Linked DNA regions of Mus musculus: regions 2 and 3 are each linked to region 1. A link is a loop called in an ENCODE intact Hi-C map of the cell type or tissue named here. Cell type or tissue: left cerebral cortex. All regions are shown on one strand.

The links. Peaks named below come from ENCODE experiments on the same cell type or tissue, not always from the same donor. Only the 100,000 strongest peaks of a DNase experiment are listed, where the experiment ranks them.
Region 2: it touches region 1 in a loop (3-fold over the local background); 14 of 42 quality-filtered maps call a loop at or near these places.
Region 3: it touches region 1 in a loop (4-fold over the local background); 13 of 42 quality-filtered maps call a loop at or near these places.

Annotation. Positions count from the first base shown.
Region 1 is chr9:37,140,707-37,148,706 of GRCm38, forward strand. Pknox2 (Pbx/knotted 1 homeobox 2) reads right to left here and starts at 6,616. Exons shown (of 13, transcript NM_001029838.2): 1 at 6,535-6,616. In left cerebral cortex, CTCF peaks have their summits at 3,808, 4,726 and 6,800 (motif pointing left); DNase peaks (open chromatin) are centred at 3,745, 4,222, 4,792, 5,019 and 4 more places; H3K4me3 peaks cover 4,341 bases; H3K27ac peaks cover 5,659 bases.
Region 2 is chr9:36,897,231-36,905,230 of GRCm38, forward strand. The region is part of intron 10 of Pknox2 (Pbx/knotted 1 homeobox 2); the gene reads right to left. Among named protein-coding and RNA genes, the nearest start is that of Fez1, 68 kb to the left of the region's middle. In left cerebral cortex, no CTCF peak of the experiment used is centred here; DNase peaks (open chromatin) are centred at 1,542 and 3,436; H3K27ac peaks cover 3,352 bases.
Region 3 is chr9:37,031,242-37,039,241 of GRCm38, forward strand. The region is part of intron 2 of Pknox2 (Pbx/knotted 1 homeobox 2); the gene reads right to left. Gm34538 (a long non-coding RNA gene) reads left to right here and starts at 6,072. Exons shown (of 7, transcript XR_003948122.1): 1 at 6,072-6,116; 2 at 7,026-7,234. In left cerebral cortex, a CTCF peak has its summit at 4,193 (motif pointing right); DNase peaks (open chromatin) are centred at 3,298, 6,421, 6,930 and 7,967; H3K27ac peaks cover 2,535 bases.

The sequences.
Region 1 (8,000 bases):
GCTGGATTTCTGAGCCTGAGAATGGAGGCCTCATACACTAAACACAACCAGTAGCTCTTAATGAAGTGCGGTATTGAAAGGCTCCTTGGTGCTCATTGACTTACACCTTCTGGCCCATCTGCATCTGCCCCTCTCCCAGTACAACCTCCCTCTTTGTTCCGTGCCTAGAATGAGCCGGACAGAAACTGGTCACAATCCTACTAGGCAAAGAACAGTTACATACCCCCCCCCACCCCACCCCTGCAAACCCACTCCCCCCAACCCTGTCTGAAGCCTCCAGAGTCTGCCCAGGGCCCCAGGGCCAGCTGTTTTTCTCCACATTCCAGCCAAAAATAATACGAGAACCAGGCTGTTTGGTGGAGACTTAATCTAATCTTCATTGCTTCAGTTTTAAAATATCCTGCCTGGTTTAGGGTTTCTTCTTATACACGGGGATGTGTTTTTAGTGAGATAGGTCTTAACAGCAATGGTCCTTCTTGTAATTAGAAACTCAGGCAGGCAAGGAAGACTAAGGATATGTGTCCAAGTCAAACATGTCTCCCCACCTCCATGGGGCACTATGAACTGCGCTGTGTCAGGGTTTGGTGTTCCCTCATGCCTGGGGTTTCTAGAAGAGTTCTGGGAGAAAGACTCAGCCCTCAACTGTCACAGCTTCTGCCTCTATCTTGGGCCTCACCCCCCCTCCCTGCCCCCATCATCTCACTCCCAATCAAAATGGAGACCAAAATGTGACCTGAAACCAGACCAGCTAGAAAGGGTGTGTGGAGGAAAAGCTTCCAGTAGAGTAGGAGAGGATTTAAAGAGAGCATCCATTCTAATGAAGCCATGTCGTATCAGGGCTCACTCAATCTTAAACTCAGATACAGGAGCTGAAGGGCTTGACAAGCAAGCATGAGCTTCTTTGGAAGTGGGGGTGTAACTTCTCGGGCTTTCTCCCCTAGAATCTGCTTTGATCTGCCAGAATGAAGACTGCTAAGTGAGGTCCAGGCTGTGGCTCATTCCAGATCAGCACCCATCCCTCCCCCACACCCCAGCAGGACCAGATGTTGCACACCAATCAGGACTGAGCCCTTATTCCCCTGTTGTATTAAATAAATTAAAAAAAAAAAAAAGCAGAGCCTGCATTTCTGATATGTCCGATTCTGTGTATATTGGAGACATGAAGGGTATTCCATATTCCAGAGGGAAATCGCTGGAGGGAAGAAGCAGGCTGATTTCCCCAATTCAGCCATGACAGCCCCTCTTGGCAAAGCGGGTGGTGTATGAAACCACAGTAGAGGTTTTAGACTCAAAGATGTAAGGTAGGAGTTGTGCCCTTTCACAAAAGTCTAGAAACTCTTCACACATCGTGAGGACAGGCTACGGAGCTAGGCAAGGAAGGAAGCACACTCAAAAGAACATGGCTTGCTGCTAGGAATCCTCTGTCTCTGTGTTCTTTACTCTTTACAGTGAGCCCTGCACTCGCCTCGTGCCCACCCTTCACTTCTTGCAGCCTAAAAGGGGGCAGCATGTGCTACATTCCACTCAACAGATGAAGAAACCAAAGCCTGGCAGCTGGGGGACCCGCTGGAGCCACAGAGTCAGGCCCTCAAATTCCAGCCCAAATACTAGCTCAGCATGCTGACCAGCCAGTCCTGATTGCCATCCACCACTTCCTTCCTGTCTTCCTCCCCATGTCAGGTAATAGATTTAATTAAATTAGCAGAGCCCCATCACAACCGTCCTGGTCAGGCTGCTTGGGTAGAACCCAGCAGTGCAGCTCCTCCCTCTAAATTCTGCTTCTTGATATAATTCAATTTCCAGTAAGTCATGGGTCTCTATATGAAGTGTCTTATACAAAGCATGGTGAATAAGACCTTGGTTGGATTCAAGGCTTGTGAACACTCATGATGATTTTGTTTTCCGTACTGCTTCTTCTGCCTCTCCTCCGTGTAGCTATTTCAATTTCTCTATCCTAGAGTCTGCATTTTATTTGATCCAGACTCTTTGCCTCTCCCACATGCTTTCACCTCCAATAATTGCATCATATATATATGATATATATAATCATATATGTGTGTGTGCAATACATATGCATATATATATATATATATCTTACAGGCCTGGTACTGCACAGCAGAGGATAAAGGAAAACTCATAACAGAACTTCTTACTTGCCTCCAATTAAATGTGCTCTATATTAGGTAAATCAGAAACAAAAGTTCAAAATTGGAGGTTGAATTTCTGAAAGGTGAGGTGGGTGTGTAAATAAATACCAAGGAAATTTTGCAACATGTTGGGAGCCTATAAATTTTATTGGTTGTTTCTTTAATTTAAAAACACACACACACACACACACACACACACAGTATTATTAAGCTTCTAACATTTAAAAATCTAATTTGTCCCGCGCTGAGGCTGTTTATGTTGCCCAATGCGTTCAGTAAGGGCAAGAAAATCAGGTTGATCTTGATCGCTCGCTCTGCTTCAGTTCCTAAATGGAGCTAATAGAGACCCCTTTTAAATGCAGCCTTCTGCTTTCTAGGCATGCACGCCTTGGTCTCTAATGGGTTACAGCCCAGGGCTGAAGATGGACATGGCAGAAAGAAATTTAACACACACTCTGGTGTACCTATAAACTTTAAGGCCAAGAGAGGCAAAGTGTGTTTCCACTTAAGTCAAAACTCCATGAATTCAGGATTCCCCACTCACAAGACAGTAATTCTCCTTATTTCATCACTAACTTACTTCAAATGTGTTTATGCAATTTATTGCTACTGAACTTCCAGGCAACTGGTGTAGAGTTAATGAAACCCAGCTTGGAGAAGCTTTGAGCTTTGAGCAAGTAACCACAGTTTAAATGGTTATGACATGCGGTCAAAGCCACAGGCAGGCCCCACTGCAGTTTCTGTGTTAGTCAAAATCCTTGTCATCTCACCTTTTGTGCCAAATAGATTGAAAGGAGGAAGAAAAAAAAAAAACCCGCTGAAAACAGCCTGCCTTGTTCTTCCTTGGGTTCCCAGCCTTTTAAACCGATCCATCTTGCTGATTGCAAGGCAAGGCCCCTCCCCCAGGGCACAAGTAAATATTTTAGTCTGAATTAGTACCCGCGTTAAAATCCTGAAACCCAGTTTGTGTTATTGAATTGAGGAGGGTCGGGCTTTATATAAAGCAGTGTGGGAGGGGGCTACCAGGGAGGCACTGAGCAACCTTTAAAGCTAGCTAGCTTCTGGGAAAGCCCAGAGGCAACTGAAGGATGCACAGATGAAACTGGATGAGGGAGAAGTTAACTTATCTTTCTGAATTACGCGGAACGCTGTCTTTTATTAATCCCCATTTTCAAGTGGTGTTCTTCCCCCCACCCCCACCCCCCAGCTCTGTTCATGTGGGAATCCCAGCAAGCTCCCTCCTTCTAAATGGGCCCATTTTGGAAGAGTAAAGGGGAGGTACTAGATTTGTCGCTGCCGCACAATAAAAAGGCCCCTTTGAAAGCCGCACTTTCATTAACTTAAAGCAATCTATAGACTTAAAAGCACAGAGCAGTAAACTCCTAGAAAGGGTCATAAAACAGCCAGTCTCGAGTTGGGTACACTTCGCTGCGATTTGCGCTAAGCATTTTACTGTGGTTGTTGCTAGGCCCATCTCCCTCGAGTAACCCCCTGGCCCTCATTCCCTGCAGATCCTCTTTCTCTAGGCTTTCATGCCTTTCGATCTCACAAAAGGGAGGCGGTGACCGGGGAGTCTCCGTGGGGTCACGGCTCCCTCCCCCGCTCAGCTCAGGGCTGGAGAAGAGCGCTCAGGAATTCCAAGTCTGGAAAACAACAGCTCCTGGTAGCGGTCGCCGCGCCCCCGGCCGCGGTGGCCATTCTTGGGTCCTGCGGCTTCAGTGCCCCAAAGGACTGGCTGGCTTTCTCAATTCACGGTGCACAGAGAAATCATGCACAGAGAAAATCAACTCCCAACACACACACACACACACACACACACACACACACACACACACTTACATCCATCCCTCAACCTTACTCTTTATCTAAATGTCCAGAATGTAACATCTTCAACCCTCCTTCTCCCCAATCTGCTCTTTCCTTCTTTAGGACCCCTCCACTCCACCCACTGGTGAGCTAGGCCCGAGCCTTGAGGAAGTAGTTTGAGTATGAGATACGAGCCCCTAAATAAGAGACACCCCACACCTACCTACAGGCATACACACATGCGTGCATTTGCATCAAGGTCCAGGGGCCACGGGAAGGTCAGAAGGCAGAGTGGGAGGGCAAAGGGGCTAGAGTTTGGGATAAAACCATGTTGCTTTTGAACACCATCATTTCTGAGATTTGGGAGGGGGGTGTGTGGGGGGGCGGATGTTTAAATCCGTTTAAGCTTGTTATCTTGGATTCTACCAGTTGAAGAGCATTTGAATTCCAGAAAGCCAACAGCCTGGAGAAGTCCCAAGATAACATATGTGAGGGTAAGGAAACCCCGAACTTCCTCCTCCCTCTAGGATAGAACCTTGCCGGTATGGGCCGGCCTGTGCGCTCTTCGACATTGCCCTGGACGAAGCAAGCATCGCTTGCAGATAAACAGGCGGCAGATCCGATGAGGACTCCGGAGTTCGGGAATGTCTTTCCTTTGGCGGCAGCCACGATTCCTTAAGCCCCAGTAGCACCTCTCTACTAGTGGCCCCCTTGCCTGCGTCGCCTACCACTGTCCCGGCGGGCCACCAGCAACCACCCCGCCACGCTGAGGCCACAGACCGCAAGTGACTCCCAGAGCCTGCTGACTCTGCAGGGCCAGCTCCTTGGCTCCACTCGGACCCGGATGATGCTACCCGGTCACTTCGTACTGAATCACTATTTTTGTGTACCTTCCAGAGTCTTTCTCCTAGGTTTCAGCCCTGTGCACCCAGATCCTCTCATCCGCAAGATTCGCTTTAGGGGGAGAAGCAGCAGACGTTCGGGGCTCGCTCACCACGGCTGGAATCAACTACTTTTCTTGCCTACATAAAAGCTTTTCCTCCCACACGCTGTAAGAACCTGGACGCGCAATTCTTCCTACATTTCAATATCCTGATCCCGAGTGTCAGTTCTAAAACAACGTCACCGGCTCCGGAGTCAAGCCTCGGAGGTAATCGGGGCCCCGGCGCCTAACTCCAGCCCTCTGTCTTTGCCGGCATGTAAACTACACAGCGGCCCATCTGTCCCTATTCTGAAAACAGCTTGATTCCTGCAACCCAAACTCTAGCCTGCTCCAAAACCCAGCCCTCCTTTAAGGGGCTGATCCGCATCCCCCTCCCACTCCCAACCCGCGTCTTCCGACCGCGCGGGAACCCTGGCTGCCCTGTGAAGGACTCTCCAGACAGCGCGGCCCACTGCGCTCGTTTCTTCCTTGGCTTTGGAAGCCAGCCTAACCCGAAAGAAACAGAAACTTCGCGCGGCACATTCAGGACCCTGCCCCATCCCCATCGGCTTTCTTCTCGGGACGCTTTCCGTGCCCACCTCCCCCCCTTTTACGAATTTATCTTCTAGCTCTTCGCCAAGGACCCCTAATCCTCCCCTCCCCGCCCAAAAGACCCAACAATACGTAGAGAGCCAGTGACCCTACAAATTCTCCTCCTACTCCTAGTTAGAGTCCCTGAGCGTCGCCCCTCGGGTTCTGGTTTCTCTGACTAACACCTCCCCCCCCCCCATACACACACACATACATACACACACACACACACATGTTCCCCTGTCCCCACTGATCCTCCGGTAAACCTCTACTCTCCCTGCCTCCCCGGGCCGGGCAGGACGCGGCCGCCACTGCTTGACTCCAGCCACCCGGCCGCAGGCTAGGGCTGCTCCCGCTTCCAACCACTCGAAGGCAGCTCGGGGCTGGTGACACCTAGGAAGCTCCAGCCACAGGGCTCCTGGAGCCCGGGAAAGGAGAACCGAAGCCCGCCCGCAGTTCCCAGCCTCGCCCCCACCGAGCGCCTAGCCAGGAGCCGCCTGCGCAGGGACTCCGGCCGACGCGCTCGTCCCTGGGCTCGAGTCCCGGGAAGCTCCGGGTGCACGGCTTCCAGCCCGCCCGCTACAGGCTCTAGGGCCGCTGCGCTCTGAGTCCGCTGCCCAGCTGCTTGCGACCGCAAACAATGCACGCCCGGCCCTGGGCCAGAGGGGAGCGGGGCGAGGCGGCGGCAGCGAGGCGGGCACGGAGCTGCGCACCGGCCGGGTCCGGGAGCGGGTGGGCCGCGCGCTTCTCGCCGCCTCCTCGCCCAGCCTCGCCTCCCCTCGCGCGGCTTCGCTCCGCGCTCTCCCGGCGCTTCCCCAGCTTCTCTCTGCACGCTCCCGCCGTCCCTCTCTGCTCCCTGCCTCCCTCCTCCCTGCTGCCTCCCTCTCTCTCCTCCCTGCTGCCTCCCTCTCTCCCTCTCTCCTCCTTGCCCTGTCGCAATGAATAATACTCTGGCTTGGGGACTGGAATAAAACACACGCGCTCTGAGGCAGCCGCCCGCAGCAGCAGCCGCCGCCGCCGCCGCCGCCTGCAAAAGCGTCTCTGACATGGAAATGAATGACAGCTTACCTGATGCCAATCTTCATCAGACTGACACCGGCGTGACAACACAGCCTATACTTCCCAGCACTGCTCGGGACGTCAGCGGCACAGGGACCCGCCCCCCGGACTCCCTCCCCCCCCCTCCCCGCGCGCGCACACCTCCCCTCTCCCCACTCCCCCTTTCTCCCCCCCCCCCATAGCCCCCACCCACTCCTGGACCCGGCCGCTTCCCAGGCGAGGAGCTGCTAGAGTGTCTCCCTCTACTGGAGGCTCGGCTCAGACATCAGGCTCTGGCCTGCTTGCTGCTGGAGAGAGGCAGCAGGCGCCCAGACCTGGGGGTTGCCTGACAGAGGTGATGCAGTGAACCCCAGAAATGCAGGCGCACCCCTACCCGGTGTCCTCCTTAGCGATCAACTGGTGACGAGTTCCAAGACACCAGGTGCTGAAGAGATTGAGAGGAGGTGAAATTTTCTGTGTACCTCAAGAGAACCCCAAGAAAATAGGAATCTTCAAACTGGCAAGAAACGTTCTCTCCATCACACCCCCACCCCATTCCTGCCCGGCTGGCCTCATTTTTATGATTGCATTTGAATAATTCTCATTACCTTGGCCCCAGCAAAGGTGCTCAGGTGGTTAGTTATCCCTGGTCTCAAGAGCTTTTTTTTTTCCCCCTGCTGTAGGCTTCCTCTGACGCTTGGTTCATCCGAGGGTTGATGGGGTGGTTCAGGGGCAAGATAACAAGGGAAAGAGCCTTATCAGAAGCTATCCCTTGGCAAATGTCAGGCAAGTGCTTGGAAGCCACTGCTGTTTCATTCTTAAAACTGCTTAGCCAGCCAGTGTGTCCCGGAGGCTGGGCACCGTAAGGTGAGGGGAGTACTGTTTCAGCTTGGGCTTGCTGGGGTGGTCCAATCTGTTCCATACACCAAACAGGCTCCTCACCCAAGTCACTTCTACAATGAAAAGCCAAATCAAGCCAGTGCAACCATGCATGTCTCCATTTAGTCAACAAAGATGACTTTCCTACTGAGTGCCAAGTATAGGCTCAGCCACTCAGGATGCAGACTGGCTCAGCTCCTACACAGAGGACCAGAGAATCCCTTCTGCCCCCCTTGAGAAGCGGTTTCAGGCCACAGGCAGGTGACAATGAATCCTGTGACTCTCACACCAGGAAAGGAGCCTGGCTGAAGCCTAAACAAAGTCACTGAAAGTTAAGGAAAAGCTAAGAGGGAATCCAGACAGTCAGGTTCCCAGAAAAGGATCTAACCCCAGCAGAGGGAGGTTACCCTTTGCTCCATTCCAAGCCTCTGGGTCATTCCTCCCCTGCCTCGGATTCCGGCAAAAATGAGAAGTATCATTAGATCCAAAGGCTCAGAGACGTCTGCATCACATTCCAGATGTGCTCTTTATCCAGGTCCTGCCAGCAACTCCACATTCACCTGCAATGTTCCTGTGGGACGGGGAGGGGGCTTTCACCTATAGATCCACTGCTACAG
Region 2 (8,000 bases), 240 kb before region 1:
TGAACAGGCAGGGATCCTGGTGATATTCCCATCCTACTTCACAAGGGTCACAGGAAGGAGCTAAGCCTTCCTATCTATGGCTGCCAGAATCTTTCCCTGTTATCTATGGAGGATTGGTTCACAACCCCTCATAGACAGCAATATCTATGGATGACCCATTCTCATTCCATAACATAGCACCCTATTTCCATACAGCCTACACATCCTACACAGACCTGGGAACTGAGCACTATGAAAACTCAGAGGAAAAGCGTATATGATGGCCATATTCTCCTTGGTGCCAAATATCATCTCTGGATTACTGACAATATTTCAGATAACCATGTGGAAATAATCATTATACCATATTACTTAGGGAAACAATGTTAAGAAAAAGAATCTGTATATGCTTAGTGCAATTTTTTTCAAGTGTTTTCAATCCATACTTAGTTCAGACTGCATGACATAGAACTTACAGGTATGCAAGTTGACCACACATGTCCTCCATTACTGATCTACTACTGATATCTCTTCCCTCATCTTCCCACTGAAGACATTTCTGAGTGCCACTGAAACTGTCACAGAGCAAATCCTCAGGGAGGCCTTTTCAGCTTCCTTAGGCCAAGGTGGTCATCAAGGCCTCTGAATAAGTGCATTGTGCTCATAATACAGGGACATCCATAGCCAGAAGGAAACTATGGACTACCCTTAGGCAGGAACTCTGGCTCATAAGAAGTTATCTCAATAGTGCCCAGACCAGTCACAGGAATGGTCCAATTATGGTGTATGAGTATACAAGTCAACAGACACAACAAGAAGGACATATGGATGAGGTTGGTTCTTGAGCAGAGTTGGGTCAACAGTTTACACAGGCTGGATGTCTGCTGCTTCCTGAGTGCTAGAAGTCAGAGACATCTGAAAGTTAGGAGTTCACAGCTGAAAGGTGGAGGTGCGAGCACCTCCACTGTAGGTAGTGTGTACTAAGGCTCTTTGGGTCATAGGAGAAGAGTGGGTTTGTTTTGTTGGGGAGGATGCCTAGGGAACTGGGGCCTCAACTGGGCTTTGAAGAATACCCAAACTACTCCAGTAGAGGAGATAGAAGCCTTTAAGGCAGGAGCCTTATACCATGACTTAGTCAGATGAGCATCTCTTCCCCTGTAAGGACCCCAGAGAGGGAAGTCTCCTAGCCTACTATGGAAGAATGATGCTTCTTGTCTCTAAGGAGTCTCTGCTTCTGGCACTGAAGGATTGAGTATCTTAAACACAGATTGACATATTTCCACCTTCTTGAATGAGTATGGCTCAATATTCATAGATTGTTATGCTATAGATGGGATTTTTAGATCTCTTATGAGCACCCCTACTAACAGGTCCCACCACCTCTCTGTCCCAGCGTACCACCTCAGGAGGCACAGGGTGGAGCCTGTGGATGAGTAGAAACAGTTAGCCCAGCTTTGGGAACAGGTGTGTGGGCCAGAACATTCCTGGCACCACAGTCAAGTCCCGGGGAGCAGTCCAGCTTGTACACGCCTTAGACCACATGACTCTTGAGGACAGAATCAAAATAGTCCTGGCTTCTGGACAGACCACAATTGAGTCAGGGCTACTTTTAGCACAACTGGAAAGGCTTGAGTCCAAGGACAAGAGAGGGAGTGAAATGAGATCTTAGGAGATGAGCATTGTCCCCTGGAAGCTGTGCTGTGATCACCAGCTGGAGGAACTCTGCTGAAGGCCAAAAGGAAGGGCCCAAGCTGCAGCTCCCTCCAAGTGAATGAGTCTTCCTTGAAAAAGGTATAGCCCTGACTAGCAAAGTCAAGATCCTTCTCAGTGCCTGCCTGAAGACTTCTACAACTGGGCAAGGCTGCTTGATGGTGAAGAGCGGTTGAGGAGCAGGTGGAGTCTTGTCTCACTCTCTGGTCACCGTTGGGCCTCGGCTACTCATTCTGTGTCTTTTGTCCTTAGCTTTCTCTGGTTAAAATGGAAGTAACTTCAGAGTGATGTACAGGCTGACAGAACAAGAGTGTTATATCCCTACTGATGCATAGCAGCCTCTCAGACTCCTTCAGTTGAACACTCAAGACAAGGAACTTGAAGAATAGGCATTAAGTAGGTGCTTTTTGGCTCCCTCGCAAACTAACCTAAAAAAAAAACAAAAACAAAAACAAAACTCCTCTGCAGCATTCCTGATTCTGCCCTTTATACCTCCACAACTCTTGTTTCCTTGGATTCAAAGGACACTGAAGTAGCTTCTAGTTTGAAGAGTGAGCTCTGGTCAGAAGAAACTAATCCAGCACTGGTTTTTTGTATCTCTGGCAACTTCTTTCATTCAAGGTTACCCTGTGATGACCCTCCCACCTCCCTAAACCATGTGGATCTCACCATGTGGTTGATTGGGTCACAAAGGGAGCTGTGATGTGGGGAACATCAACCTGTGGGTATCAGTGCCCATACTGACAGCAGACTCAGTAGGGAGTGGGCTTCCCTTTCCCAGACCTGCGCTAGAGCCTACCAAACCTTTCTTGCTTTCCCCCTCTTGGCAACCATGGGCTTGTTTTGGAGCCTTCAATCTATGGGAATGCCACTGCTCAGGAGGGCCTGGAACCCAAAGGGAGGTACCCAGTAGGGGCAGAGCTTTGAAATGACCATATGGTGTCACATCTAACATGACACGGATGCCAGATGCACCCTGATTTCAGAGATGATAGAGCAAGCAAGCAATCATGCAAGCAGACAAGTCATGCATTGCTTGACCGAGGCAAGTGCAGTTAGCAATGGGAACTCTTGCCATGTTTAGAATGCTCATTCTTTCTTGTTTTTACTCCTACCCTTTAAAAACACAGAGAATTACAGAGAGCTAAGCAGCACAGCATCACCTACTGCCATACAGCAAATGCTCCATACTCATCCACCCCTAGGGCAAAAGATGGGAGACTGATCCCACCCTGGGAGCTTCATCTACTTCCTTCCAACCACTCTCCCAAAGGCAAATTTTTTATGAAAATCACTTTCGTACTTTTCTGTAGGTCATTCTGTATGTCTGCCCTGTAGCACAATGTCTCAGTTTTGCCTTGTTTTTGTTTGTTTGTTTGTTTGTTCATTTGTTTTCTTTGAGACAGGGTCTCATGTCGCTCAGCCTGGTTCTGAACTCACTGCATAACTGAAGATGACCTTGGACTTCTGGTCCTCCTGCCTCCAACTCCTGAGTGCTGAGATTACAGCCATATGCAACATTTTGTCTGGGTTTCAAACATTATACTGATGATGTTACTTGTTCATTCACGGATTTGAATGGCTGTAGTTATTTGTTTTTGTTACTCTATAGGTTCCCACTGTGAAAACATCCTGCCTCCCATTTTGAGTCTATAAGCTGTTCCTTCTCCCTCTGGTTTCTATTTTAACGCATTTATCACACTGTAATGAGAATGGCTCTTCTTAGCTTGCTTCCATGCCTGTTCCTGTTCATCTTTAGCCCACGCACTTCTCTCCTTCCTCCATATTCAAGTGCTTCCCTAGACTGCCTTCCACTATAGGGATGATATGTTATCTGCCACCCCAAAGAGATAGATTGTCAGTTTTTTGAGAAAAGCGACAGTATATTTCTCTTTGTCTCCTTCCCATCTTCATAGAGGATGGCTGACCCACTCTAAGTGTGTGGTGTGTGCTTGTTAAATAAATTTATGTGGAGGTTTGGGAGGGGGTGTCTGCAGGTACAAAGGAGGATGGGCAGCGATTCTCTGATTCAGACTCCTGGGAATTCTTCCTGGAGGCAAGTCACACTACTGCTGTTTCTTGATTGATTGCTGACCATTTGAGGGGCAGGCAGGAGAGGATACGTAACAGTCTAGCAAGATAACCTGCTTCTCTAGAGGGGTCACAGAGATGGTCCTGTGGGTGTGGGTGAGAACATAGTTCTACATGGTTTGGATCCTGGATTTGCCTCTCCGTACCTCTAGACCTTGGGCATTTTTTTTTCCTCCTGAAAAGTTAAGAAATCATTCTACTAGCCTCAAGGTACTTAGGGTAATATCTGCCATATTCTGTGTGTGTTTGTCAAAAAGAGATTAGAGAGGGAAAGAGAAAGCTTTGGATCATCACGTGTGCTCTTGCTCTGAAAAAGCTACAGGTTGCCTGTTGGCAGTCAGCTGGAGCCCCATGCCTTCTGTGTAGGTGTTTCCTTTCTCTGAAGGGCTTCCTTTTCTGCACCCCTGAGGACTGCTCTAGGTCTTTGTACATGTATGTTTTCTCCTAAGCAGTATCTCAGGTTTCTCAGGGATTCTGTGAGGTTGTGTATGTCTTATGACAGTTTTAGAGGGCATCTCTGAAAGCCACTAATCTTCTGTGGAGTGCCTTGGGCCTCTCATGCCCTGACATTCAGCCATCCTCCCTCCGGAGTCAGAAGGCAGCTTCTCTGGTCCAGTGAACGGTGGGTGGGAGAACAGTCTCATGCCATAGCAGAAATTTGAGGCCTAAGTTTCCTTGGCATCAAGAGATGGGTGCAGCGAAGAACACAGCCAGACAGCTTTCTGCCTCCCATTTTGGTCATGCTAAGGTACCATGTGGGTCATCAAACTCCAGGTCAGAACAGGGATGAAGAGAATTTCATGATGAGAACACTTTGAAGGGAGGGGTTAGTCCCTCTGTCAATAATAACTAAGATTTAAGACAACAGTTAAAGATGATCACTTGAGAGATGATTGCCACCCCAAACAGACCATCCACACCCCACCCAATCCCAAACAATCCTTAAAGTCCATTGTAAATGTCAGTTCCTCTCCCTAAGCCATGCATCCTCTCGGACTGGTCTAAGTCCTGGGTACATGTGTGTTTTCTCCTAACCAATGTCTCAGGTTTCTTAGGGATGCTATGAGATTGTACATGTCTTATGATGCACTTCCAAATTGCTCAGAACCCAAACAGTCCTAGTGCCCAGCCTCTCCTTCTGGAGCCCAAGATGGTGCAGGTGTGTAAAAACAACAGTGCTATGGCTTGGGGACACGGATTGGCCAAAGGCCCCTAACTGGTCTCCACTTGCAGGTTATCCAATGACTTTACTATTCTGAAAAGACTGGGGAACTGGGCTCTACAGTGCCACCTTCACATGTCACTTGGGGTGCAGGGTGATCTCATGGTTCTGACAGCCTTTCTGTTGAATGCCATCTGTCTTTCTATGCTTTCAAGCAGATTCCTATAAAGTTATACAGAAATCTATGGGAACACGTCCCACCTGTTGACAATAGTAACTACCCCCGTTGAATACCCACAAAAACTGGCTACATTTTACTACTTATAATATATAGAATGCCCACTATGTACTCACTATGTGCTGCCAAAGCACCTAGGAGTTAGGCTTTGCTCTCATGTCACATATGAGAAAAAGAATCTCAAGAGAGTGTAACAACCAGCTGTAGTCATGCAGGTAGCCAGGGGCAAGTCAATGGCAGGGTCCATAGTTCCTGTATCTTAAACCAGACTAGTCCATCTCTGCTGCTAGCCATTTGCCAGACACTGTGCCTTAGAAGACATTACCAATCATCCTCAATACAGAGTTAGAGTTGTCAACTTTACATAATCTAGAATCACCTGAGAAGACAGTCTTAATTGAGAAATTGTCTAGATTAGGTTGGCCTGTGTATGTGTGTGTGTGTGTGTGTGTGTGTGTGTGTGTGTGTGTGTTCAGGGCGTGTTCTCATAAGACTCAGACAACTATGGGCAGTACCATTCCCTAGGCATGGGGTTCCAGACTGTATTAGAAAGGAGGAAGCTGGGCTGGTGAGATGGCTCAGTGGGTAAGAGCACCCGACTCTTCTTCTGAAGGTCCAGAGTTCAAATCCCAGCAACCACATGGTGGCTCACAACCATCCATAACGAGATCTGACTCCCTCTTCTGGAGTGTCTGAAGACAGCTACAATGTACTTCCATATAATAAATAAATAAATAAATAAATAAATAAATTAATTAAAAAAAAGAATTTTTTTTAAGAAAGGAGGAAGCTAACAAGCAAGCAATCTACCTCATCTATTTCTCTCTGCTTTTGACTGTGGATATGATGTGACTAGCTATTTAAAGTTCTTGCCTTGACTTCTTCATAATGATGAACTGTAATCTGAAGTCATAAGTTGAAATAAATCCCTTTCTCCCCTAAGTTGCCATTTTCCAGGATATTTAACCACAGCAACAGAAACAAAATTAGAACAGCAGGCACTGCTCTATCTGCTTTACGAAGAGGAACTAAGAGCTAGGGAAGCTGACTGACATGTTGAAAGCCACAGAGCAAGTGGGACCATTGCAGGTCTATCTGCTCATTTCCTGATGCTCTGTTACTGTGTGTACAAATCTCTCTCTCTCTCTCTCTCTCTCTCTCTCTCTCTCTCTCTCTCTCTCTCTCTCCATGTCTATGTATGTAAATATGTGGAGGTCAGAAGACAACCTGTGGGAGTTGGTTCTCTCATTCTACCCTGTTTGTTCTGGGATTGCCCAACTCAGGCTATCAGGCTTGGTGGCAGGCACCTTCCATGCTAAGCCATCTTGCTACCTTTTTTGAAGTCTCCCATTCACTTCTCAGTACTTCTCATACATCCTAGTCTCTTGTACCATCACACAGTCAGGATTCTCCATTTAGGACATCCAGGCCCCTGGGTCTTCAAAATCAAATTCCCTGAATATGTCTTTGATAGTATAAATACAACATTCCTTGCAGTATTGAAAGAGACAGGGCCTAGGAAATGTAACACAACTTCTAGATCTTCCTCTGGCAACCCATTCTAGCTTGACTTCTCAAGATATCATGTTAACAAAGTGTTCTCCACCAGAGATAGACATTCTTTACATGCAACTAGTCTTAGCTGAATGGAGAGTAGAATGGAAAGTCTGACTTTGAACTAATTCATGGTAAACTGGGAATGACTGATGACCTCATGGCCTTTCCACAGGTACCTGCTTCTCACAGTATAATTTAAAAATGGACATTTGAACAGAGCAAGAAGAGAAAGTAGCAGAAAACAAGAATGAACCTTATGTCACTTTGTTGATTTTTCAGACCAAGTCATATTATAAGGACCTCCAGAGGATACTGGAAGCAACTGAAGCAGTAGCTGAGCCTGTGTCAACTGAAGTATCTCACACTTATGTTCTATCCTCACTACAGCCTACTCAAGCTGGATGCTGCATTCTTGTTTTTCATCCGAGGAAATAGGCTTAAAGAGGTCAAAGAATTCATGCCAGGACCTCTAGCCACCAAGTTCTGTGTCCTAATCTAGAGACTGCAATCTCTCTGTAGAACACATCACTAGGGGGCAGGTGGGTCCTGCCAGTGAGCTGGTGACAAGACCTCCATGTACATAATCCCTTCAAGGCTTCGACCAGAGCCCTGCCCAGGAAGATGGTGGAGAATGCAAAGAACATCTGTGGGGTGATGGACAGTACCATCAAGGGGCCAAGGCAAATGGCTGGCTTTCATCTTCATTGCCCTCCTTGGCCGGGAATCCACTACAGGGCATGAGCTATACCTGGATGTTTAACTGTTTTCTCCCAGGCCCTGATCCTAGTATGCAAGGCGCTAGGGATGCAGTAAGATAGCTGGGAAACTGATGAAGGCTATCAGAAACTCTGCTAGATCCACAAGCATTCAAAGCAGTGTTCCTCAGCACCCAAGATGGAAACTGCTGAAGTGTCCCTCAACTGAGAAGGGGAAAACGAGATGTGATCTAGATATACGGTGGAGTGCTATCAGCCCAAGATAAATGGACCTTGACAATGTGATGCTAATTCCGAAAGCACTTCACCACTGAGCTGTGCCTCCCACCTCACGGTGGATTAAAAGAACACAGTCACGAAGACCATCTTATGATCTACTTGAGTGAGATTTCTGGAAGGTCTGATCCACAAAAGTGTGCAGTAGAGTCTAAGTTGTTAGAGGTTGGGGGTGTTGGCTAATGGCTGTGGGGTTTCTTTTGGAAGAAGGAAAACATCTGAAATTAGGCAGGTGTGATGATTGTGCAAGGGTGTAAATATACTAAAACCT
Region 3 (8,000 bases), 110 kb before region 1:
TGTGGTACCGTGGTTGGGTCTGGGCTCCAGAGTGTCATCACTCACTAAACCATGTGATTTTGACTAAGCTAATGAACCTTTGTGCTCCCATCTATAAAATGGGAGTAATAAAATGTGTACCTCATAAAATTATTGCCATATCCTGAGAGAGAGAGAGAGAGAGAGCGCAAACCACAGCCAGGAGAACCTCCTGTCCTGGGCTGGCAAGCTCCCAGGCAGTAGGAAACTCAGAAGTGTTTGCTCCAGAGTCCACACAGCCTGAGTTCCAGGATGAACTCAGTGGTGTCCTCCCTCTTGGGAAGGGACAAGGAGAACTCATCCTGTGCTCTGTGTGCACACAGGATGTGCTGTCCGCAAACGTTCTCAACAAGGCATCTCCAGGAGGCTCTGGTCAAATGACAACACCAGCCTCTAGAACATGAGGATGTTCCCATGGCTACAGATGTCCCTAAAGTCAGAACCCAAAGCCAGATGCTCAAGGAACTTTGTGAAAGGGAGGAAGGTGCCAATTCAAAGCACAGCCCTGGTCACAATCCTGGTGCCCTGGATCTGGGAGGACCAGAAGAGTCCAGGCAAGAAATAAAGGCTGACAGTAGGGACAAGGCACTCAGTATTCTTTTCCTTTATAACCTCGGTGGTAGCAAGGAGTGGCCCTGGATAAGCTCAGAAAATGTACAGAGGGGCCACCAGTTAATGACTGTAGGTTAGATGCTGAAACTCACTTAAAAACAGTGAGCAAACAAAATCTATTTCTGGGTCAGCAAGATAGTTCAGTGGGTCTTGCTGCCAAATCTGACAGCCCGAGTTCAATACTTGGGGCCCATGTGGTGAAGGAAAAAAAACAAAAACAAACAAACAAACAAAACCCATCTCCTCCCCGAACTGCCTCCACTGTGTGTGTGTGTGTGTGTGTGTGTGTGTGTGTGTGTGTGTGTGTATACTTACACAGATACTGGATACTTCTGCAACTGAAGTTAAAGGCAGTTCTGGGCCACTCAACATGGGTACTGGGATTTGAACTCAGTTCCTCTGCAACACCAGTGCTCTCTCCAGCCATGGGAAACATTTTATGTTCCATTAGGCTTCATGACTTCACTCCTCTTTTCCTTTTTTCTCTTGAATTTTATATGTATTGGTGTTTTGCTCACATGTCTGTCTGTGTACCACATGTATGCAGTGTCAGATCCCCTGGTTACAAATGTCTGTGAGTAGCCGGGCGTGGTGGCGCACGCCTTTAATCCCAGGACTTGGGAGGCAGAGGCAGGCAAATTTCTGAGTTTGAGGCCAGCCTGGTCTACAGAGTGAGTTCCAGGACAGCCAGGACTACACAGAGAAACCCTGTCTTGAAAAAAAAAAAACCAATAATAATAAAAGAAAAGAAAGAAAATGTCTGTGAGCCACCATGTGGCTGCTGAGAATTGAACCCAGGTCCTCTGGAAGTGCTCTTAGTGTACTTAATCTCTGAGCCATCTCTCCAGCCTGAATTCTTTACTTTCTAATGGCACTGTCCTAATATTTTCAAGGTCTGATTTTTCAATCTGATTTTTGAAGACACATGTATTTGAAAATCCAAATAGACGAGGTTCTCAGATTTTTCACTGCCTGTCCACTGCAGTTTTTAACCTGTCTTTGAGATCATTACTGCGGCCCAACATTGGTTCTCAGCATTCATGCTGCCCGATTACATCTACCACAAACTGAGCATGCACTGTGTCTGGCCCTGGGCTGGGGCTTTTCTTACAGTGCCTTAGGAACCCTCACCATGCCACAGCCCTCACTCGTGACATCCTTAGACCAGCAGTGTGCTGATGTAACTAGCTCTCTAGAAGGACATTGTCACTATAGTTAGTTTTAAGCTACTAATGTACAGTTACCAAACATGAAGTTGGAAAGGGACTCAGAGCAGCACATATCATACAGTATTTCCTTGACATGAAAATAGATTAAAATAACCTTAAGGGTAAGGATGAGGGTAGAATGCTTAAGAAGGAGAGAATTTTGAGTATTTATCACCTTTCTTTTTAATATAACTTATTTTGTTGTTCTTGTTTTCAAGACAGGGTCTACTTGGCTCTGGCTGTACTGGAATTCACTATGTAGACCAAGTTGGCCTTGAACTTGGTAACCAATGTGCCTGTGTCGGTCTCCTGAGTGCTCAAATGAAAGGTGTGCACCACTATGCCCTGCTTAATATATTTGATACTAAATGCCTATGATTAAATTTTAATAGTGGCTGTGTATAGCCACTGGCTTGTGAAATTTCTCACAATTCAAAGTTAGTTCTTGTAAGCCAACCACAGCATCTCACTGCCTTGAACCCAACTACTGCTCCTTGACTTAAAGTTGGTGCTCTATGCCTCACAGTAGTAGGGGTGACACCAGCTCAGCAAGTGAGGTACAGCAGGCTGTAAGTTGGTTCATTTATCCATCTCACAGATAGAGATATAGATGACTTTATATGGGAACTTAAAAGACCTCACGTTAGTCAATATTGGATCCTCTAAACTTGTCTTTGAATATGTTACCCTGTGCTGGTGCTCTGGGGTAGAGTTCTCAGTGTTCCTTCTCACTCAAACAGTATTAGTACACATAGTGGCTAATGAGAGCACAGGCCAAGTCCCCATGTTGGGCTCTGAGCCAGCAGGCAATCCATACTCCATATACCTTGGATCTTCAGCTACAGAGCAAGAGACAACAATCTGTGCAGTCCTGATGGCTCCAGACTTTATGGCATGATGGGACAACACTTCTGCCCAGCAGGTCTCAGAGACAAGGAGGACCCTAGCTCCTGTCCTCAGCCATGTAGCCAGCTTGTTCCCAAACAGGGCCATTTCTGTTACTCAAGGCAAAGCACTCCCCTTGAGCCGAGCCAGTTCCCAAGAAGTGGCATACTGGGCACCCAAACAGCTGGACCAAGAGATGCCTTCATAGAAGCTGCGGGCACTCAGTGATAAGACAGCCAAAGATGAAGAATGGTTTGGGAGAGGTTGTTCAGAGCTGGGGATGGAGGCCAGCAGGGGAACAGTTGACCTCCAGGCGTCCCTGGTGGAGGTTGGATTTGTGTATTTCCTGAGCTAGATTGATTCCAGGCCTAGAATCCATCATTCCCTTCATAATACAAATAATCACCAAATGTGCTCAAGCACTTGGTAGCCTGGATATCCACTCTAGCAATTCTCTGTGTGGACAGTGATTAGACCATCATTATCTTAATGCTTCTTAATTTATCTTTCTGATTAGCAACTTACCATTTTATTTGCAAAAAATAGCCTTCTGCTGGGTGGAAGCCAGCCGAGCACAGCAGCTGTCATTTTCTCTGCACTAAATCAGGCCAGGCTTAAGTTGGTTTTCTGGTGATGCTATTTCTTGTGTCTTGGCTGTATCAGGCACCACAATTCATCATGGTTGTTGTTGTGAAGCAAAAGCACACCCCTGAGGGCCTGTGGGCAGAGAGGTCACCTCTACTCAGTCAAAGGGCCCGGAATAAGACACACTCTAGGCAAGGCTCCCAGAAGTGCTCTTGTGGTGCCCATGTGAGATGAGGAGGGAGGTCAGTGGTACAGGTACATCATAACCCTTGCCATCTAAAACGCACTTACTGCTTTTTAGCAATGCACCTCTCTATGTGTGTACCATGATCACTTCTGTTTACAGATGGGAAGACCAAGGCTAAGGGGGCTGCATAATTTGCCTGTGGTCCTATAGCTACTGAGTGGCACAAATAGCTTTAAGCATTCTCTTTGTGGACTCCCAGGACCAAAGATGCTCACCATCGTGTTACATAATTTTCTCAAGCACAGTAGACATAGCGTGAGATGAGGGGTTCTCAAGTGAACATTGTGAGAGTGACTCTGGGGGGGGGGTCACCCTGTGTAGTTTTGTTGCACACAGAACTGAGCTGAGATGTCAAGCATCTTTTTATCTGAGTCACAGATATTACTTCCTTTTAAATTTTTTTAAAAATGTGTGTATTTTTATCTGTAAGGGTGTTTTGCCTGTATGCATGCAGTTCTTGCAGAGGTCAGAAGAGGGTGTCACATCCCCTGGGACTGGAGTTACAGATGTTTGTAAACCACCATGTGGGTGCTGGGAATTGAACCTAGGTCCTCTGGAAGAGCAGCCAGTGTGCTTAATTACTGACATACCACTCCAACCCCATAGATATAATTTTCACTTTTCTGCCTGCATGTATGCCTTCAAGCCAGAAGAGGGCACCAGATCTCATTATAGATGGTGGTGAGCCAACATGTGGTTGTGGGAATTGAACTCAGGACCTTTGGAAGAGCTAGTGCTCGCTCTTCACCTCTCGGTCATCTCTCCAACCCCCTTCCAAACTTTTACCAGCTGTCTATCCTTGGGGTCATATGAAATTTTATCCTAGTCAACCGTCTTGTCTTTCCATAGTTTAACAGACTGCTTTTCAATTTTTCCTACCTCCATCGAGAGAATGTCGTATCTCATTCTGTCCCTGAACCATCCTAGCGCATCACTGCCAAGAAGAGAACTGTCCCTAAAAGATCCATTGTCATTCTGCTTGGATGCACAGACTCCATGCTTCCTGTGTTCAACTGTTCCTGACCCTGGCTGAGCAGAATACTTAGGTATTCAGGTATCTGAGGGAAGGGTAGAGATTCATGAGTTGGCCTCCAAGGACTTGAGGATTTCCTTAAGAGCATACCAAAGGAGCAGCTGGCTGAAATGTTGTGTCTTGACCCCAGTCTGAGATCTTCAGGTGATACCTCTGTAGGCATTCAGCTCCCTGACCATTGGACACATCTTCAGATCTTATGGAAATTTGTTCTATATCACCCTACATGCTAGGTAATAGTCACACAGGGCTATTAAATTAATACAAATGTAATTAAGTCCCCCACTTGTCTGGCAGTTTTAAATGTTTAGTCATTGAATGTGGCTAGCAACTACCAAACTGGCCAGTTTAGACCAAGGGCATTCTCACTTACTGTGGAAAGTTCTGTTGGACTACCATAGTCTGAATCCAGTCTGCTTTGATGCCTTTATAAGCAAAGTTGGATAGCTACAAGATTCTAATTTAAGTAGATCATGACCTACCTCTCATTGGATTGTAGAGGTCAGTACTTTTCAAGGTGTTGTGTCCGTACCAGTAACATCACTAGGAGCTTGAAAATACAAATTCTCAGACCCAGGCCAGATCTACTGAATGCAGAGGTGGGGCCCACCAATGTGTGGATTACACCTCCAGGTGATTTTGATGCCTGCCTCACACTGAGACAGCTATGTTCTAGTCATTGTGGTAAGCCTTTCTTATTTCATTTAACCTTGGCATGGCACTGTGAAATTCATAGCAGATCACCATTTTATAGATCAGGAACTGAGCTTCAGAGTAGGAAGTAACTAGACATACAATAAAGGCAGATTTCAAGATGTTATCAGCTTCTAAGGCTCCTAAATTGAAGCTGGCAGACACAGCCTCCTTGTCAAGTGCCCTTTAGAGGACTGGGAATATTTTAGTTGACAAGTTCAGCAGTAAGACCCAAGATAGGAAACAGAACATGGCTAAACCCCCAAAGCAGCCAGGAGAGTCAACAGTGCTATGGTGGCAACAGCCACCCCAGCTAACTGTAAGTCAGATGATATCAAGGGATACCCGTCAGATCCACTAGACATGGCTCCCAGTAGATACATGAGGCCACTGCTTCACAACTGTCTATCTGGCAATGTCTGGTGCCATTTGAGGATGTTGCCACTGAAAGGATGTAGACAATGTTAAGATGTAAGGATGCTGGGAGATGTAAGGGACAAGGCAGGGCTGTCTTATCCTAAATGAAGAAAAGATACAGATTTTAGTAGTAGAAAGCCGTGTACTCTCTACTTGGGCACATGGTCTTTATCAAGGTCTTTCTGGTCTGGCCCAACTCTAGGGGGTGTTATTTTAAGGATGCATTTCCTTGAGGGGGCTGGGTTGCACTAAAAATAAAATTCTTCCCTGGATGACTGTAGTTTTGGTTTTTAAAAAAGAGTTTAAGGAAACCTCCAGTGATTGTATTGAGGATTAGAGATAGAAATTGCTGTTCTTTCTTTAATCTCTGCAGCGGTCCCCAGGCTGGCAGGCTGGATTTCACAGAAAGAAACACAAGGTTTGTTTTGTACAAAAGTCATGTTCACCAAATAGTCAACAAACATCCGGTGAGCACCTCCGTTATCCAGCCCCTTCCCTCGGGTCATTTCATTTAATCTTCAGAACAGCCCCATAAGGAGCTGTGATTTAAGACAGTAGCTCTTCTTATTCCCACTTGATGGGGAAGGAAAGAGCACTCTTCCGCTGCTTTATAGCCGGCCATGATTCAGACTTGGGTCAGCCTATCTTTGATGCACTCTGCAAGCTAACTTTGCTTAACCGAAGGATCGGTTACGCAATCCGAGTTCCTGGAATCGGAGGCCAGAAAGGATGAAGAATTCCATACGTTGTCAGGTCCTCTGAGAGTATTTGTAGAAATTGAGCGTATCCTACACATAGCTAGAAGTATGCAGCAATCTCTATATCTGTGTATATCATATGAATGTATGCATGTATGCATGTATATATACATATAGCTATATATCACAAGTATGAATACCATGACTCCACCTCTCCCTGCCCCCCTACCACACACATGAACACATAGACTATAGTCCTGAGCTGGGGCTGTGCTGGGGCTGTCAGCCCTGGCCAGTGAGGTATGGATTATCTTTGGAATGTGACCAACCCAGTGATGGAGTTGTCCAGCTAGTGCCCTGGAAGCCAGTACAGTTCTGTGTTTACCTCTGTGCTTTGAGAGACTGAGCCTCCTGGTCTGTGACAGGTACCTGCCCTCTCTGTGTCTGGAAAACAAATGGTACTAAATTGGTGGATGAAAAAGGCAAGGCAAACTCTGACACAGCTCAGCCAGGTGTCTGTCATCCTGACTCCAGAAGAGCCAGAACTTGTAGCATTGGGGCTACTGTGGGTTGGCTGTAGGAGCTGTGGGGGCCCATGTATGAAACCTTAAGCCTCTTTTTTTCTTCAGGGAGTTTTGCTTAAGAGCTTTACACAGAGCACTGAAACGTGTTGTGCCCTCAGCTTGCCTCACTGGAAACTCTGCACCAGGAAGCTCATTTTAGCTCAAATCTAACAAGGATGCCTCAAGATATTCTGAAGACTCTCACTGTCAGGAAAGCAGAAGAATGTCCCACTCTGCCTGGGTTGGCTTATGCTGGCCCTTCCCCAAAGCTAGAGGTAAACTTTTGAGAGATGTGGCCTCTGCTCCCTGAGCCTCGGTCTTAGCCTTACTCCATCACTGGTGGAGATCCCGGTGCACCCAGCTCCCTGGTGTCCCAGGTTAAGAGGGGCGGTTAGAAGCTGAGCCTCAAGCAGCCTCGGGAGTCTGGGGGCAGGTTCAGGCTGTCATGAGGTGCATATCAAAGCTGGAGTTTAAAAACTGTACTGGGAATAGTGCAATTATCTCGCTTCACCACATTTCTCAGCCCCGACTGAGGTTTAATTAAAGCCAAGTAAAAACACAAAGTCGCCATTTCAGATATCACCCCACTGCATGCTGGTTAAAAAAAAAAAAAAAAAAGGAAAAAAGAAAAAGAACCCTTTATCAGGGACTTAAATTTTTTTTTCTGTGGGTATCTTCTGGCTCTGTTGGATATTATTCCTTCATAACAGTCCCTTTAAAGAAAAAATATATTTAATATATATGTATAAAATGAGTTAATCCCCCATAATCTCCTTGAGTTGTACCTAAAACACAGTTTCTTGCAGGTGACCTTTTCAGAAGAGGCTGTTACTATGGCAACCGCATTGTTTGATTCCGTCAAGAGAAAAATACTGCATGGAAATGTATTTAATTTTGCTTAATTTGATGCTGTATTTAACACTTGCGCAGGCTGGAAGGAGAGAGGGATTGGAAGGCAGGGGGTAACTCATCAGGGCTACTTTATCCACACCTTCTCCTAAAGAGCCAGAGGGCTCCCCAGTTGCCATGATTTATTGGGGG